3 separate regions of the Homo sapiens genome follow, and all the other regions are linked to region 1. The links are chromatin contacts, found by Hi-C or POLR2A ChIA-PET in ENCODE. All regions are on one chromosome and are shown on one strand. The core of a region is the stretch at or near the end of the contact, and the rest is flanking DNA. Distances in the headings are between cores, read along the strand shown.

Region 1 (3,470 bases), core at 447-2,946:
TGGTGAAATGACTCCTAAGTAAGTAGAATCAAAGGATGAACTTGAAGACTGCTGATTAAAAACATGGGCATGTATTAATAACAGAAGGTAAACTTCTAGGAGGTTATCCTAAGAGTAATCAGAGATGAAGTTAAAGATTTTCATTCAAAGATGTCCATCAAAGCCTTACTTATGACTTAATAAATAAAGGATTACAATACATCCAAATGACAGAACTGTATGTAGCTGCTAGACAACATATTAAAGAAAATATCAATTGGTATGGAAAATATTTATAATATGTTGCTAAGTAAAATAAATAGATCAGTGACCAAAAGACTTTATGTATAAACATGTAATTTTTGTAAAAAAAAATCTATTTAAATATAAAAGAGACATACATTAGAATGCCTGAAGTAGTCCTGGCAAGATCTTAAAGTGACCTTGAATCTGTTGTGTTTTTGTTTTCCAAGCTTTCCCCATGAAGCATAAATGGATTTTGTAATTAGGAGAAAAGTGCTATTTTAAAAGCAAAAGCCAACAAGAAAATACACCCTGACTTATTTTTCTTGTCACTGAGGAGACTTGGCTTTGCTGGAATTAAGATTATTGGAGGAAAAAAGAGTAGAAATCCTTTCAGTCAATGCTATCTGGGTTTGGTTCTGGGTTTGGAAGGCTTAGCATTTTTTGGCCATTTCTGTTATTTGTTCTGGCCGTGTGAGTAGACGTGTTTCTTATCATCCTCTAGATTCTTCAGATTACTGCCATTTTAAAGTAGTTTATAACAGCATGGCTACTCAAATCATTCAAAGGTATCAGATTTAATAGATTTGCTATTTGACTTAAATCAAAGGCTCTGTAATTGGTGAGCAAGGTCACTTGCCAGTTCCTGGGCAATTAGAAGATCAGGCTTCCTATATGTTTTTTCCCCTGTCTGCTTAGACAAGAGGCTTTTTGTTACCATATAAGTCTTTCATGCTACACTTGCAGCAGTAGTGACAAGGAATACTGAAATTTAGTAAAATGCTCACACCAGGCCACAGAGGGGAGGGTGTGGAAATGGTGTCTGTAACAGCAGTTGGCATGGTGCCAGGGAAAGACAGCTTGAGATGACAACTAGCACTTGCAGAACTGCTTTTGTGATGCCCATGTCCCAGACTAGCTGGAGAATGTGCCAGGGTGTGGCAGGGAGAAGGAGGCCTGGATGCTTCCCCGCATCGTTTACTGTGGTCCTGCATTTGAAAGAGATAACTACGATGGGGAAGATGGCAGTTGAATTATAGGGTAAGACATCTGAGCCCTTAAAACAAAATTTCCCTTGAAATACGGGGCTATGTTTGTCCACACTGTGCTAAGCTTCCCTACAGACATATATGGAGTGTCTTTAAATCAGTGGAGAACAGGTTGGGTGTGGTGGCTCACACCTATAATGCCAGCACTTTGGGAGGCCAAGGCGGGCGGATCACCTGAGGTCAGGAGTTCGAGACCAGCCTGGCCACCGTGGTGAGACCCCCATCTCTACTAAAAATACAAAAACTAGCCGGGTGTGCTGGTGTGCGTCTGTAGTCCCAGCTACTCAGGAGGCTGAGGTGGGAGGATGGCTTGAGCCCGGGAGGCGGAGGTTGCAGTGAGCCGAGGTCACGCCACTGCACTCTAGCCTGGGTGACAGAGCTAGAACTTGTATCAAAACAAAACAAAACAAAACAAAACAACAACAAACAGTTGAGAACAGACTCCACCTTGTAGGACAGTGGCATTTCTGAAAGTTCAGAACAATTCCCCGAGCAACTTTACCTCACAATCTCATTGGAACGGCTGCATCTGTGGGGCCCTGGGAGAGACTCAGCAGCAGACAGGGTCTCCAGAGCACACGACAAGAGGAAGAATGCATGAAGGTCCACCGGCAGTCGAATCAGCCAAAGCACAAGACAAACACAAGTAAGTGCTTACATTGTGTAGCTCGCACGAGAGCATGTGCTTTCCCAGGGTGGAAATGAGGGAGAAATCTTAAGACTGGTGAACCACTCACAGTAGAATGAAAAGTAAACACTGAGTCCTTGAGAAATTTCTGAATATCCATGAGGAAGTATTCCTCACTGGATCCACCTGACTGCGTTAGCGTTCCCTATTAGTGTCCCTTTAGCACTTGCAGGACTCTGTTCCTTACTTTTTTCACTCTATATAAAACATGATCTGCATTTTCTTCTTCTTTTTCTTTTCACCCAGGCTGGAGGGCAGTGGTGTGATCTTGGCTGACTGTGGCCTCAACCTCCGGGCTCAAGTGATCCTCCCACCTCAGCCTCCTGAGTAGATGGGACCTACAGGCGTGTGTCACCACATCTGGTGAATTTTTTTTTTTTTTTTTTTTTTTTTGCTTTTTGTAGAGATAGGGTCTCACTGTATTGCCCAGGCTGGTCTCAAACTCCTGAGCTCAAGCAATCCTCCTGCTCTTTCCTCCCAAAGTGCTGGGATTAGAGTGGTGAGATACTATACCCGGCCTGATCTACATTTTCTGGGAATGTTTTATCCTCTGCTATCTCGATCCCAGGTCCTTGATCTTGTGCCTGAAGTCATGGATGGACATCATGAGATTCAAGAATTCCCAGAAATTTAGTGTCACGTTGTGTAGGCATGTAAGTGATCCTCAGAGGAGCCCCTGACTCAAAAAATGTTGGAGCGCCACTAGTCTGTCTGGGTGCTATGCTTAGTCAAAAGAAAAATCTCATCTTTAATTTGCTTTGTACTAAGATTTAACATCCATTTGTTGAGAACTTACCAGGTACCATGCCTGGTGCTCTAATATATATTCTTTCATTTAATCTCCACCCAACCTAGATAGAGTTCATAATGTCACCTCCATTTTACTTCAGAGGCACTGTATTCACAATGGTGAAGTGACTTACTCAGGATGTCACCACTAATAAATGTCAGAGCTGTGTTGAGATTGGGCCTCTCTCTCCCCTGGATGCAAGGCCTGGACTTCCCCAAAACTTGGTACAAAGGGCAGGCATGGCCCAGGACTGTCAACATAGTCAGTGAAAAAAATCCACTGATTGACTGGCAGCGTGTGAAGGGGGTCATTGAAATATGGGTTATGGAATCCCATAAAAGGAGTCAATCTCTGTGGGCTTCCTGAAAACCTCAAACCCTGAAGGGCCAATCCTGCTCCCTCTCATATTCAAAGGATCCGTAATTGACCTGCAACTTAAAAAGACAGCTTGTCATATTATTCAGCCTTAAAAAAGGAAGGAAATTCTGACACATGCTACAACATGGATGAACCTTGAGGACATTGCACTAAGTGAAATAACCCGGTCACCGAAGGATAAATACCATGTGATTCCACCTATCTGAGGTACTTGGAGTAGTCAGACTCATAGAGACAGAAAGAAGAATGGTGGTCGCCAGGATCTGGGGACAGAGGGAGCTGGGGAGATACTGTTTAATGCATGCAGAGTTTCAGCTTTGCAAAATGAAGAGTTCTGGAGATT
Region 2 (3,888 bases), core at 1,280-3,779, 45 kb before region 1:
TAGGTGATCTAGCTGAGGTTACACAAAAACGAAACCTTGAACAAGACCAAATGTGATAGACACCTCTCCGAGGCATACAGGCTCGTGGCTATGCTGTCCAGTACTGTCCCCCTGGCCACATGTGGCTACAGAACACTGGAAATATGGCTAGAGAACTAAGGAGCTGGAATTTTAATATTATCTTATTTTAATTCATTTAGGTTTGAATTTAGAAATGAATACTTGACTCAGTGATTGGCAGACTTTTTAGTATATTTGGAACAAACTTGGGCACTCGAAACTACTTTTTTAATTGTAAATTTTATGAGATTGACATACACATCAAGTACTTCCTATAAAAACTTAGCATCCTGCCGGGTGCAGTGGCTCACACCTGCAATCCCAAGACTGGGAAGCTCAGGCAGGAACTTCTCTTGAGTCCAGGAGTTTGAGACCCGCCTGGCCAACATAGGGAGACCCCGATTCTACAAAAAATAAAAAATTAGCCAGGTGTGGTGGCATGCACCTGTAGTCTCAGGTAGTCGGGAGGTTGAAGGAGGAGGATTGCTTGAGCCCAGGAGTTCAAGGTTACAGTGAGCTATGATCACACCACTGCACTCCAGTGTGGGTGACAGAGGGAGACTCTGTCTTGAAAAAATCCCCCAAACCAAAAAACAATTTAGCATTCTAAGTGAGATGTGCTATAAGTTGAAAACACAAATGAATTTTGAAAATTAGGTACAAAAAAAAAAAAGAATGTAAAATAAAGCATTGTTAGTTTTTATGTTTGTTACATGTCAAGATAAAAGAATTTTAACTATTTTGGGTGAAATAGAATAATATTACAGAAACTGATTTCATCACTTTCCTCCTTTTTTTAATAGGACAACTGGAGAATTTTAAGTTCCATTTGTGACTTGCATCTATTTTTTATTGAACAGCACTGGTTTAGGGGTTTTGAAGGAAAGAGAAAGTGTATCATGAAGTTAATGTTTTGACATGAATGTTACAGAACCGATTGGACTGAGCAGCTGGAAAGGGTAGAGGGCCCTCCTGAGAGAGGAGACTGCACAATGACATTGTGTAGGGTAATGCCAAGTGGGTTGGGTGTGCGGGAGAGCCCTGGGCATTGTGTTCAGGGAGCAGCTGTGAGAAGGGCTGGTCAGGACAATGGAGGGCTTAACATGGGAGCCTTGACCAGCCAGGCCAAGCGGGCTGTGCTTAGTCCAGGTGGCCCAGAGGGGCTGGGAGGCTCTTAGGCAGGGGGCACAGTGATAGGAGCAGCTTTAGTGATGTTTATCTGGCCTCAGTGTGCAAAATGGGACGGAGTGGGGAGAACCAGAAGCAGGGAGACATGCTGTGATGATCGCACAGTACTTCTGGAAGTACCCCGTGGGGTAGAAGGTGGGCTTCCTCTTTTCAGCCAAGACTCTAGAAAACAAAGAAACAAAGCAAACCATAAAAACTTCATGAGATTCTGGCTGGGCACGGTGGCTCATGCCTGTAATCCCAGCACTTTGGAAGGCCATGGCGGGCAGATCACCTGAGGTCAGGAGTTCAAGACCAGCCTGGCCAACGTGGTGAAACCTCGTCTCTACTAAAAATACAAAAGTTAGCCAGGTGTGGTGGTAGGTGCCTGTAATCCCAGCTACTTGGGAGGCTTAGGCAGGAGAATCGCTTGAACCTGGGAGGCGGAGGTTGCAGTGAGCTGAGATAGCACCATTGTACTCCAGCCTGGACAACAGGAGCGAAACTCCGTCTCAAAAAAAAACAAAAAACAAACAAAAAAAAAACTTCATGAGATTCTTCAATGAATTAATGTGGGCCTTATCCACATTCTGTTTCCTACAAACTACTCTTCAGTAAATCAATTTCCTCCCCTTGAAGTGTTTTTAAAAATGTTTCTATTTAACTCGTGTGCAGCTGCGTATCGCCTGGGCCTTGTCCTGGAGCCTGGGATGCAGTCATGTTAATCACCTTGTGAGGGGACCTGGTCAGTGTGCTTATCACTGGGCAGCCCCTAATCTCCAAAGAGAAGGAAATCCATGGAGTCAGCCACAGGAAAAACATATTATGAGAAGTGAATACTAATTACTAGAGAGGATCTGAGAAGTTCATGGATCATAGAATTGTAAAACAGCAAGGACTTCTAGGTATCATTCAATCCAACTTTCTATTTCATTGAGGAAACAGGCCCAGAGAGTTTGATGACATCTCCAAGATCACACAGCAAGTTAGCAGCAGAACAGCAGTTAGAATGTGTGCCTCCAGGCTTTCAGTAGCCTTCCACCGTGCCACATGGAATACTGTCCATTAGGAACATCAAATATACAATGAGTCAAGAAAGATAAGGTTAAACAAGGAGGAACTGTGAAAGCTAATAGCTGGGTCTGTCTATATACAGAGAAAGGTTATATGAGCACACACTGTCCTATGAATAAAAAGGCACGCGGCTTCTGTTCTCTCCAGTGTAGCTCTCTGGCATGTCATTGGCTGGTCCTAAATGGCTTGGGGACAGCTGCCCAGTGTTGGGACGTGAGGGAGGAACACTTAATCCTCATTAAGGAGGGGCTGCAGGGCGGAGGGCCAGTCCTACCACCTCCCCAGGAAGGTTTTCAGTGTCACAGCCTCTCCCTTCACAGGTTTGCAAGGGAGAAAAAAGGAGAGGACTGCAGTGGGAGAGAGGTGTTGAGAAAAAATAAGAGAGGGAGAATGTTGAAAGGTCGAGCTGAGGGCTTGGCTCAAATGTAAATGTTCAGAACATTATGAAGGCGCTTTAAATAGACCTCTCACAGGTGAACACAGTGACAGAGAAAAGCTGCCGGTACTCCAGGGAACTAAGTAAATAAGCACAGATGTCAAATATTCAGAGTTGGATGGGGCTGGGGTGGACCAGGAGCTCAGCAGAAAATACAAGAATGTCTTTGGTTTTAATTGCCAAGTCCTGTTCTATTAGATGGCACCTGAGGAGTTGCTCATATTTCAGGAAATATTTTCTGCTTAGGGACTTTCAGAGGAATAAGTGAAAATCCAGCCTCCACTCTGAACTAATGCAGTATCCGAGTCATGAGTAGGGTTCATAAATAGCTTGAGCTTTCTTGAGGGGTCCTTATGCCATTCAATGAATCTGCCCATCAGCATGTGTTTTATATATTTTCCTTGATAATGGAAACCCAATGATTATCATTAAATAATTAGAGAATCCTATATAACCCAACACATGACCCCTGGAAAAAAGCCACACGAGCTGGTGTCCTCCCAACCCTGCTGTGTTTTTCTCTCTGAGCATAGCATAAGTGGGCATAAAACAAGAGCAAAAACACAAGCAACGGCTATGTTTGGCTTTCGATTAGGCATTAAACCTCAGACAGTTGCTAAACTTCTTGAACTCCATGGCTTCAGTCCAGGTTGGAAAGCAGGTCAAACAAGTCAAGCTGAGTAGAGGATGCAATCTTTTGTTCTCAGCAGGCTTTGAAGTTTGTTTTAGGATTAATATTTAACTTTAGATCTTAACTATTTTATGCCTCAATTTCTCCACATACAGACAATACATAAATCTTGCAATGAAAGAAGATCACACTTTCTTGTAAATGTAAATAGTATAAACTCTTTCCTTTGGAGGGTAAAAAATGGTAGAGTTGGGGCTGTAGAACGGTGTGGTCCAATAGGGGTATAATGTGAGGCCCAAGCACAGGAGTGTTAACTTTCCTAATAGCCACATTTAAAAAGTCAAAACAAGTAGGTGAAATTAATTGTAATAGCATACATATTTTATTTATTAATTTTAACAGCCCATTTTTATTTTTGTATGTTAACATGGAATCAATATTTTAAAAATTATTAGTGAGATATTTTACATTCTTTTCTTTATACAAGTAATCAAAATATATACTTACCACACATCTCAAT
Region 3 (3,939 bases), core at 420-2,919, 49 kb after region 1:
CAAGCTTTGGGAAAGCCGATAACTTATATTCCCTGGGTTTGGGTAGAGCAGTTTCCAGGCTCTCAGCAGCAGAAGTAAGGAGACCTTCTCTTTCATCTAGAGTTTTTCCTGACATGTTCTGCTCTCACGTTCAAATCCCAGCAGAGAGAAAGAATGCCATTGGCCCATCTTGACCCAAAGTCTCTACCTTTGGAAGAACTCCCTCAAGGCCACAGGGCAGGATCACAGCGAGGAGACGTTACTACTAATCAGTTTCCAAGGAACAGAAATCACTGGGCTCTGGGGAAGCCACACAAAAAAGTGTTTAGTACAATATGCGTACCCGCGACTTTGGGTGATGCTGCAGCATAGAGCAGGTAGGCAGGAAGGAAAGCCAAAAATTCTCAGTTATTGCTTCCCTGAGACCATTATCCCCTTGTAACATTCCCTTTAAGTTCTCTATCTTCCAGATGGAAATTTCTGTCAAAAATACAAATGAAGCAAACTTTCGTAAATACATTCTGAAATATTTATGAGTGAAATGGTAAAATGTCTGGGATTTTTCTTTGAAATATTCCAGGGAAAAAGAGGGGTAGGACCAGATAAAATAAGAAGGGCAAATGTTGATGTTTGTTGGAGTGGGGTGACGGGTACCTGGGGGCTCATTCTACTCTTCTCTCTACTTTTCTCTATTTTTGAAAATGTTAGCTAGACTCAGTGGCTCATGCCTGTAATCTTAGCACTTTGGGAGGCTGAGGCAGGCAGATCACTTGAGGTCAGGAGTTCAAGACCAGCCTGGCCAACATGGTGAAACCTGGTCTCTACTAAAAATACAGAAATTAGTCGAGTGTGGTGGCACACCCCTGTAGTCCCAACTACTTGGGAGGCCAAGGCAGGAGAATTGCTTGAACCCGGGAGGCGGAGGTTGCAGTGAGCCGAGACTGGGCCACTGCATTCCAGCCTGGGTGACAGAGTGAGACTGTCTCACAAAAAAAAAAAATAAATAAATAAAGAAAAGAAAAGAAAAAAAAAGAAAGAAAGAAAATGTTTATTGAAAAGGAAAATGTTTATTGAAAATTGAAAACTACAAAGGAATTATTCTGTTTAACTAAGCTCCTTCATTAGGTCCTTTTAAAATGAATGTATTTTTCTGTATGGGTTTTTTTGGGCCATTTCCTACTCTCCTTGTCACCTCCATTATTTGATGTTTCCTGAAGGCCAGAATGACTCCATCAGTCTTACAAGTATGCACTGTGGTACTCTTATGGGTTAGGCAATGTCTCTTGCTTCCAGGTGAGCTCATAGCCCTGGTCGTTTTGGGTACTTGCCTGTGTATTACTTTCACCACTGGTTCTTTGCACAGGGTTCCACAAAGTGTTTCAGCAACTCTTGTTTCTGTGGTTGCTCTGTTGACCCTCCAAGGCTGACCCTTCTGTTGGGGGATGACACCACCCCAAGGAACAACTGGAGTGAGAACTCTGGAAGCTCTTGGGGCATTTATACCTGGAAGTGGCACATTTTCCCCAGCATCTGATGCCCAGCATTCCCTCAGACATTGGTTGATTGCCCTGCAATCAGGCCAGGTTCTAAAAAATACTGAGAACAACCTTTATTTTTGACCCAACGGGAAAGAAGAAACAAGAAAGACAGCTTGCTGTGGGCCCCAGATCAGGTGGGGTTGGCCAGGTCAGGCGGCTGGTGGCAGGTGCCCAGTAGTCTTTCTTTCCAGCAGTTCCATTAACACTTGGCAAGTTTCACTCCCCTTCAGCATTTGTAACATGCAACTGTTGACATAACTAATATTACCTCATTCTCTTAGGCCCCTGTGTGTTCCTTCGCCACTGTAGTCAGAACTCAGGATCTACACGGCTTATTTTCTGTATGTGCAGTGTTTGTATTTGGAAGGGAGACAGTTTAGCCTTCCCCCTCTGCCCCCCACCAAATCCTCTCACCAAAACCATGGTGCCCTCATTTTTTCCTTTCTGGATTGATGTTAAGCACTTAATGTAATTGCCTTAGGGAAAAAAAAAACAAAACAGCCAAAGATATATAATCAGCCACACCATGGCCTCATATTTCAAAACCTGCCTGGCTTCTTTTTAAATGCTCCTTTACAGGGTGTGAAATCACTCATGTCATGGCTGGGCCTCCTACAGCATGGGAGAGACAGACATCTCATCTTACTCCAGTAAGACAGCCAATGACTTGATTCCTCCTTCCTCCCTATCCCTCTTCCACTTCCCCGATCCCACTCCCAGCCTTTTACCCCATAGTTTCCCAGTCAGCCCTTCTCCAGTGGGCTTTTACTTTTAATTTGGCAGCTTGCTCTCTGATTCTCCTTTGCCTTCCATAAAGAAACCATGACTAAACCATTAGCACTCCATTCTCCTCCCAGTGTCAACCTGCACCTGGGCCTTGTCTTTCACTTCTGCTAGTGCCAGTGGTATTCACTCCAGTTAATTTCTCAGGGTGACTCCATTCCCGAGCCCTGGCTATTTTACCTACCCTCCCTGTCACCTGTCCACCCTTGAAATTCATTCTTCTGATGTAGCACGAACTGGGCTTAATGCAGATCCCTGCTTGTCTTCCCTAAGCGGCACGCCCCTTCTCCCTTACAGGGCCCTGAACAGCAGCGAGAAACACAGAAAGCTTTGGGCAGTTTGTTCTTGCTGATCTATTGTATTAGAGGGTGGGACCAGGAGTAAAGCAGAAATAGCTGGGAACAGTGAAACCTGTATCTAAATAAATAAGCCAACGGCTAAGCTAACGATATTCCATCTCTCATGCGGAGTCACAGTTGGCCAGTGAATATTAGTTTACTTTTACTTGCTGCGTACTCACTGGTGGAGAATGAGCAAGGCTTGGGTTGAGGAGATGTAGGCAGAGGGGAACATAAAGGCAAAGGGGGTGGAGAATCTATAAACCAGACAGACAGGCCTTAACTATGCTGTGTTGTGCTCATTTCCTGGCCCTGCTGAATCATCCCACCGCCACACAGGGTGAGCCAGAAAATCTGAAATCTGAAAATCGTTCTCTGCCTCTGCCTCTGCTCTGTTCTGTGTTTGGCTTTCTTGTCTGTATCACTTCTGTGATGTATATGTTGTGATATCCTAGGAGGTAATGATATGGCTATTATTGTTCCCTAGCAACCCTGCTTTCTAGAGAAAAATCAAAACACACACGTTTTGCTCCTCAATCTGACCTATTCCAATCAGTGTTAACTTTGCCCTGAGCCCTCTCCTTTGTGTGCACACACCCACTCACACATCCAATGTGCTGACCTCCCATCTCTGTGCTACGTTCTGGTTAATAACTTAAAATCTGAATATTATGATCTCTTTTCTCCATAGGCTATGAGTTAAGAGTTTGTGATAGTGAGTCTCATCAAGATGCTTATGGCTAGTTCAGAATGATTACAAATAAGAATACACTAAGGAGATCTAAACACCAGGCTATGCAAATGAGACATCTATTACCCCTTAGGAGATTTTTTTTTTCTGTTTCTCTAAAATAGAAAGCCTGGTTCTTTACTCTGGCCAGTTAGTTCTTTACTCTGTTCTTTACTCAGTTCTTTACTCTGGCCATACAAAGAATGTATGCCTTATAGATTAACTTTGATCTTTACCTACAGTTAAAATGATGAGAATTTCAAAATATGTTGAAAGGAAATACAAGAAAAGGTATAGAACACAGATGCCTAAGAGCTATGCGCCCTGCCAACTCCATTTGCCTAATCATAGCACAGTTGAGTGGAGACCTCTAACTACTCATTCATCCATTTCCTATGCCAGATATGGGAGAAACAGCAGTGTAGAAAGAAACAAGACAGGGACCCTCCCTACCCTCATGGAAAGTAGGGTCTAGTGAGGAGACAGACTTCAATAAACAAGAATAAATAATATATAAGACTGCAATTCCATGGGCGATAAATGCTTTGTTGCTAGGAAGAAAAACTATAAG

The links. Hi-C counts contacts between places; a loop is a spot of excess contacts on that map. ChIA-PET counts read pairs that join two places held with the same protein, here RNA polymerase II (POLR2A). Pooled maps may share reads with other maps.
Region 2: a loop to region 1 is called in a map of posterior vena cava, with 1.9 times the contacts of the local background. The contact joins the enhancer-like site here to the promoter of LINC00330 in region 1. A Hi-C loop is called at or near these places in 3 of 168 maps with a recorded cell type or tissue (A673, Caco-2 and posterior vena cava), 1 of 37 single-sample maps with no recorded cell type and 1 of 50 pooled maps. POLR2A ChIA-PET finds 5 or more read pairs at or near these places in 1 of 52 experiments (PC-9).
Region 3: a map of DLD1 shows a loop between it and region 1 (3-fold over the local background). The contact joins the enhancer-like site here to the promoter of LINC00330 in region 1. A Hi-C loop is called at or near these places in 7 of 168 maps with a recorded cell type or tissue (Caco-2, Calu3, DLD1 and 4 more), 1 of 37 single-sample maps with no recorded cell type and 13 of 50 pooled maps. POLR2A ChIA-PET finds 5 or more read pairs at or near these places in 4 of 52 experiments (A549, IMR-90, PC-9 and 1 more).

What each region holds. Positions count from the first base shown.
Region 1 is chr13:44,807,856-44,811,325 of GRCh38, reverse strand. LINC00330 (long intergenic non-protein coding RNA 330) reads left to right here and starts at 1,696. Exons shown (of 3, transcript NR_038433.3): 1 at 1,696-1,917.
Region 2 is chr13:44,853,317-44,857,204 of GRCh38, reverse strand. The region is part of intron 3 of LOC105370187 (a long non-coding RNA gene); the gene reads left to right. Among named protein-coding and RNA genes, the nearest start is that of LINC00330, 46 kb to the right of the region's middle. Within about 2 kb of position 2,529, at least 14 of the 41 ENCODE cell types and tissues checked have a DNase peak (open chromatin) inside an H3K27ac peak, as active enhancers do.
Region 3 is chr13:44,757,966-44,761,904 of GRCh38, reverse strand. No RefSeq gene overlaps it. Among named protein-coding and RNA genes, the nearest start is that of LINC00330, 50 kb to the left of the region's middle. Within about 2 kb of position 1,669, at least 15 of the 41 ENCODE cell types and tissues checked have a DNase peak (open chromatin) inside an H3K27ac peak, as active enhancers do; they include PC-3, PC-9 and mammary epithelial cell, where a contact is called at or near this core.